Linked DNA regions of Homo sapiens: region 1 is linked to region 2. A link is an interaction called in ENCODE POLR2A ChIA-PET data of the cell type or tissue named here. Cell type or tissue: Caco-2. All regions are shown on one strand. Each heading gives the region's core, and the rest is flanking DNA. Links, peaks and the distances in the headings are about the cores only. Region 1 holds the start of DLX6 (distal-less homeobox 6). Region 2 has its middle 50 kb from the start of LMTK2.

Evidence for each region. ChIA-PET counts read pairs that join two places held together with the same protein. Peaks named below come from ENCODE experiments on the same cell type or tissue, not always from the same donor. Only the 100,000 strongest peaks of a DNase experiment are listed, where the experiment ranks them.
Region 1: POLR2A ChIA-PET joins it to region 2 with 16 read pairs; 2 of 35 experiments call an interaction of 5 or more read pairs at or near these places.

What each region holds. Positions count from the first base shown.
Region 1 is chr7:97,004,272-97,007,172 of GRCh38, forward strand. It overlaps DLX6 (distal-less homeobox 6), which reads left to right and starts at 1,282. Exons shown (of 3, transcript NM_005222.4): 1 at 1,282-2,142. The coding sequence starts at 1,707. The region is part of intron 1 of DLX6-AS1 (DLX6 antisense RNA 1); the gene reads right to left. RefSeq lists an enhancer at 1-720 and a silencer at 2,033-2,132. In Caco-2, for the core only: no CTCF peak of the experiment used is centred there; DNase peaks (open chromatin) are centred at 1,230 and 2,120; H3K4me3 peaks cover 2,144 bases.
Region 2 is chr7:98,055,622-98,058,522 of GRCh38, forward strand. No RefSeq gene overlaps it. Among named protein-coding and RNA genes, the nearest start is that of LMTK2, 50 kb to the right of the region's middle. In Caco-2, for the core only: no CTCF peak of the experiment used is centred there; no DNase peak of the experiment used is centred there.

The DNA.
Region 1 (2,901 bases), core at 287-2,786, 1.1 Mb before region 2:
TCCCCAGTCCATCTTTGAAAGAGAAGTGGTTCTACCACCTGGATGTGCGGATATAAATCCCCTTGCAAATAATAAATGGATTAATAATAACAAGGTATGAAGTTCTTTTTATAGAAAAAAAGGAGAGAATTGAAACTAAATGCGGCAGTTAGACAACCATTTTGATAAGAGGATAATTGAGGCGACACTGGTGTATAATTAGAGGATAATTTATGCTATATCCACTTTTATTCCACCTCCCAAAATAAACCCAGTCCATAATCATTACAGGCAAATTGTTCTGAATTTTATAGCAGCAATTTGAACAAAGTACTGCAGTTAATCATGGGAGATTTTTGTGTATTCCTGATTAGAACTCTAATTGCCTCCTTCCAGAAAGTAAAAATAACTGTAAAACGACTCTATTTTTATCATTAACAATGTTGACAATAAAATAAAATCAATTGGAATTGTAATCGAGAGACAAATTTAGGACGAAGGCACTTTTACTTGGGTAGTTTATATTGTAATCAAGATTTGCCAAACCACTAACCGCATGTATCATTTGCATATATTTGAAAGCATTACAGTAGCTTCTGTTTTCAATAGGAAAAAATGCATTACTGTCAGTCCTCCAACGATTCGTTTTCAGAACACGCTGCTGCGTTCTGAAAAGAAAAAAAAGACGCCCCCCCCCCCCACAACCTTTTGTACAATATATAAGAAATACGGCCTGAAACGGCAGGGACCGAGCCAGAACAGGGTCTGATTTTTCTTTTTCTGTACCACCCCCCAGTGGGGTGGAGCCCAGGTGTGAGGGTTCGTCTTCCTTCTGTGGTTTCAATAAAATACGTCTAGAAAAATCCACGGTGACAAGGAGCTCCCACAAGAGTGTAGTAGGACCAGAGTGGCAGGGACGTCAAGAAAGGGGGGCCTGGATTTAATGCGGGGGTGGGGTCACTGCTTCTAAGCACAGGCAACCTACAAGGGTGCAAAGGGATTGAAAGAGAGCAGCCCCCAGTTGGCTGTTTCAAGGCTGAGATATTGGCAACTGGGGCTCCGGGATTTGGGGCACGAGCTGCGGCGGGAAGCATCGGCGGCCGGCCGGGCAGAGGCGCCTCCCTCCCCAACGGCCCCGGGCGCCACACAGCGCGGCCCCCGGCTGCAGCTCCGGCTGGGATTGGAACTGCGGAAGGTAGGCGAAGAACTCTGCAAGTCGCGCACACGCCAGTAGAAGCCGTGCGCCTGTGACGTCAGGGGGCGACTGACCAATGGGGAGGCACTGCCCTTTGGAGACAAACCATTCGACTCGTGGCGTCTGCATCAAGTCTGAAAGCAGACGCGCAACTTTCGCAGAATCCACCTTAAAATCTCTGCCTTAAACTGCACCAGCCCCCAAAAAATCCAAGGGGGGAAAGCAGGCGGGGGGAGAGCAGATTCCCCCCTCCCCCTCTCCTCTCCCATCCCTCCTCCTTCCTCCTCCCTTTGAGTTAACAAGGCCCCGCTCACTATATCTCTTTATATTAAATATATATATATATTAGAGAAGAGCGAGGGAGAGGGAGAACCACCTCCACCCCCCTCTTTAAATTCTTTTTTTTTTTTTTTTTTTTTTTTGCAAGGATCCAAAGAGCTAAGGTGGCTGCAGAGGGGAGAGCGGCGCGAGCCAAGTGGGGGAGGGTGGAGGAAACCCGGGAGAAGGCTTTCTCCAGCCCCCAAAGTTTTTGATGATGACCATGACTACGATGGCTGACGGCTTGGAAGGCCAGGACTCGTCCAAATCCGCCTTCATGGAGTTCGGGCAGCAGCAGCAGCAGCAGCAGCAACAGCAGCAGCAGCAGCAGCAGCAACAGCAACAGCCGCCGCCGCCGCCGCCGCCGCCGCCGCAGCCGCACTCGCAGCAGAGCTCCCCGGCCATGGCAGGCGCGCACTACCCTCTGCACTGCCTGCACTCGGCGGCGGCGGCGGCAGCGGCCGGCTCGCACCACCACCACCACCACCAGCACCACCACCACGGCTCGCCCTACGCGTCGGGCGGAGGGAACTCCTACAACCACCGCTCGCTCGCCGCCTACCCCTACATGAGCCACTCGCAGCACAGCCCTTACCTCCAGTCCTACCACAACAGCAGCGCAGCCGCCCAGACGCGAGGGGACGACACAGGTGAGAGGCCGCTGGGGCAGCTCGCTTCTCCCGCCTCCCGACTGCCCCCTACCCCGCCCGCCCGCTCACTTCCTCGACGCCCGGGCCTCCGCCGGCCCCCTCCCCCAGGCGGCCCCGCGCGCCCTTGGCCGGGCCCCGTGCGCGCCCGCTCGCCTGGCGCCTGCCTGCCGGCCTCTCCCAGCCGGGCCCCTTCCCGCCGCCGCGGACCCTCAGCTTCCGACGCGCAGTTCGGGCTGAGTCCCGGGCCCGGCGCAGGCTTCGTTCGACGAGTTAGTCCACACTGCGCTCTCCAGCCTCCTGGGTCTGTGCGCCCTTTTCCTTGCTCCTTCCCTCCAGGCTGTAACCCACGTTTGACCCGGCTGGGGACATTTCTGGGCCGGAACTGGGGAGCGTGTTTTGCTTCCCAGCCCACGCTGGGCAGGCAGTGGCCTACTTTGCGTGGGGCGCCCCGTGCTCCTCAGTGACTCGGAGGGAAGCTGGCCTGGCTTTCGCTCTGGTTAAACTAGTAACAGTCAGGCTCTTTCCAGTGGGCTTTAAAGTGTCCCTCACCTTCATCCCTGACCGGGCCCCCTATCTAGCTTTTCGCTACAGTGTTGGCTGCTCCTTTGTTCGTGGAGGGGAAGCAAAGAACCTCGGGCTGATGGTTCTCAGCACCCGAGGGGGACAAAGTTGCCGTGAGAGGCGCAGCCTGCTCGTGGGCTGGTCTGAGCTGTTGGTTGTGTTTTGTTTGAGGATTTGGTCCTCCTCAGGAGAGTCATT
Region 2 (2,901 bases), core at 139-2,638:
AGAAAGAAAAGAAGGAACAAAGGAAGAAGAGAAAGAGAAAGAAAAAGAAACAAACATCAGGTCTATCTCATTTGCTCTTCATAGCAGCTCAATAAAGTAGAAGCATCTTACCATCTCCTTGCTACAAAGGAAGAATAGGACCCTTGGGGAGATGAGGCTACCTTCCTAACAGTGCTTGAGGAGTGAGGGGTTAGAGCCTAGGCTGGCCCCTGTATTAGTTCTCTGGGGCCACCATCACAAGATACCACAGTCCGGGTGGCTTCAGCAACAGAAATGTGTTGTCTCACAATTATTGAGGCCAGAAGCCCACAGTTCAGGTGTTGGCAGGGTTGGTGCCCTTTGGAGCTCTCTCTCCTTGTCTTGTAGATGGCTGTCTTCCTCCTGGGTCTTCATATGTCAGCCTCCGTGTGTGTCTGTGTGCTAATCACTTCTCCTTCTCCTCCACCTCCTCCTTCTTCTTCTCCTTCTTTTTTGAGACAGGGTCTCTCTCTGTCATCCAGGCTGGAGTGCAGTGGCGCCATCTCAGCTCACCACAACCTTCATTTCCCGGGCTCAAGCAATCCTCCTGCCTTGGCCTCCCAAGTAGCTGCGACTACAGGTGTGTGCCACCATGCTTGGCTGATTTTTGTATTTTTAGTAGAGACAGGGTTTCATCAGTTTGGCCAGGCTCATCTTGAACTCCTGGGTTCAAGTGATCCTCCCACCTCGGCCTCCCAGATTGCTGGGATTACTGGTGTGAGCTACCGTGCCTGGCCACTAATCTATTCTCATAAGTACACCAGTCGTACTGGATTAAAGCCCGCCCTGACTGGCTCATTTTTACTTAATCACCATTTTAAAGGCCCCGTCTCCAGATAGAGTCCCATTCGGAGGTATGGGGGTTAGGGTTTCAACGTATGAATTTTGGAGGAACATGATCAGCCCATAACAGCTCCCCTTCTCCTGTTATCTTGGGATTCTAATTCTGAAATAAGAGGAGGTTTAGATTTGCTGGGACCTTGGCCTCGGCTCTGGTTCCAGGGCTATGTCTAGACCACAGGGAAACACCCAGTCAATGAGGCGTGTTCAGAAGGAACAGGACAGCCTCAATAGCTTGTTCCAACGCAAAGCTAGGCCGACCGTCTTTACAGCCACCCTCACAGCCTTGGCAAGACTAGAAAGTACCAGTAAAACCGCATAAAGTGATGCTTGTTCAGACAGGTCCAAGCCAGCAGCACTCACCTTCAGAAGGAGATCTAGGAGAGGGGGAAAAGTATCTGCTGGCTACAAGGAAAGAACAAACCTTCAATTAATGACTCCCTGGGGGTGGCGGGGGTGATGACGGGGGCGGAGATGGCTAGACAGTAATAATTCCCATCCACAGTGGCTGTGAAAATCTTCTGGGATGTCTTGGGGAGGGCTGGGAGCGGGGAGGCAGACAAAAACAACAAAAAATAAATAAGCAGGATGATTTCAAGTGATGATGAGGTCCTGAAGAAAATGAGGCCAGGCCGGGCACTGTGGCTCACACTTGGAATCCCAGCACTTTGGGAGGCCAAGGTGGGAGGATTGCTTGAGCCCAGGAGGTTGAGACCTGCCTGGGCAACATAGTGAGACCCCATCTCTTAAAATAATAATAGTAATAATGGTAGATGAAAATGAAGCTTGGCTGGGCATGGTGGCTCCTGCCCATAATCCCAGCACTTAGGGAGACAGAGGCAGGAGGATTGCTTGAGCCCAGGAACCTGAGACCAGACTGGGCAACATAGTGAGACCCCATCTCTTAAAATAACAATAGTAATAATGGTAGATGAAAATGAAGCTTGGCTGGGCATGGTGGCTCCTGCTTATAATCCCAGCACTTAGGGAGGCAGAGGTGGGAGGATCGCCTGAGCCCAGGACTTCAAACCAGCCTGGGCAACATAGTGAGACCCCATTCTCACGAAACAAGAAAATGAAGGCAGGTGATGGGGAGGAGTGCTACTTTACAATGGATAGTGAGACAGTGTCTCTTGGAGAAAGAGGTGGCTTTTTTTTTTTTTTTTTAGACAAAGTCTCGCTCTGTTGCCAGGCTGGAGTGCAGTGGTGCGATCTCGGCTCATTGCAACCTCTGCCTCACAGGTTCAAGGGATTCTCCTGCCTCAGCCTCCCAAGTAGCTGGGATTACAGGTATGCACTACCAAGCCTAGCTAATTTTTGCATTTTTAGTAGAGATGTGGTTTCACCATATTAGCCAGGAAGTTCTCGAAATCTTGACCTCATGATCCTCCTGCTTCAGCCTCCTAAAGTGTTGGGATTACAGGTGTGAGCCACTGCGAGAAGGTGGCTTTGGAGCTGAATCCTGAAAGGCAAAAAGGACAGAGTTAAGGAATGAGTTATGGAAAGATGTGAAACTGGATTTCTCCACCTGGGCACTGTGGATGTTTGGAGCTAGATAGTTCTTTGCAGTTGGAGGAACTGGGCTATCTTGTGCTCCCTGTGCCCAATAGGGTGTTGAGCGGCATCCATGGCCTCTGCCCGCTGGATGCCAGTAGCCCTCTTCTTATCCCCCAGCCCCCAAGTCCCCACAACCAAAATGTTGCCAGATCACGTGTCCCACAGGAGGAAAAGTCAACCACTGACTGAGCCACAAGAAGGACGTCCCGCAACAGAGAACAATGACCATGTAGGACCCAATGTGGGAACGAGCTCGGCAGGTTTTCTTGGAACAGAAGTTTCCAGAAACAAAAGACTTCAAGCAGATGATAGCTGATGGGTGGAGTCCAGTGTGGGAGGAGAGGAGAGGAATGGGGAGAGGTGTATGGCCGGGGTGCTGGCAGGGAGCCTGGTGCTGTGGGAGGAAGGTGGATTTCATTCTGCATGGCAGGGGAGGACGCTGGAGGGACGTGGCCTAAAAGATCGCTCCAGCTGCTGGGGTAGGGG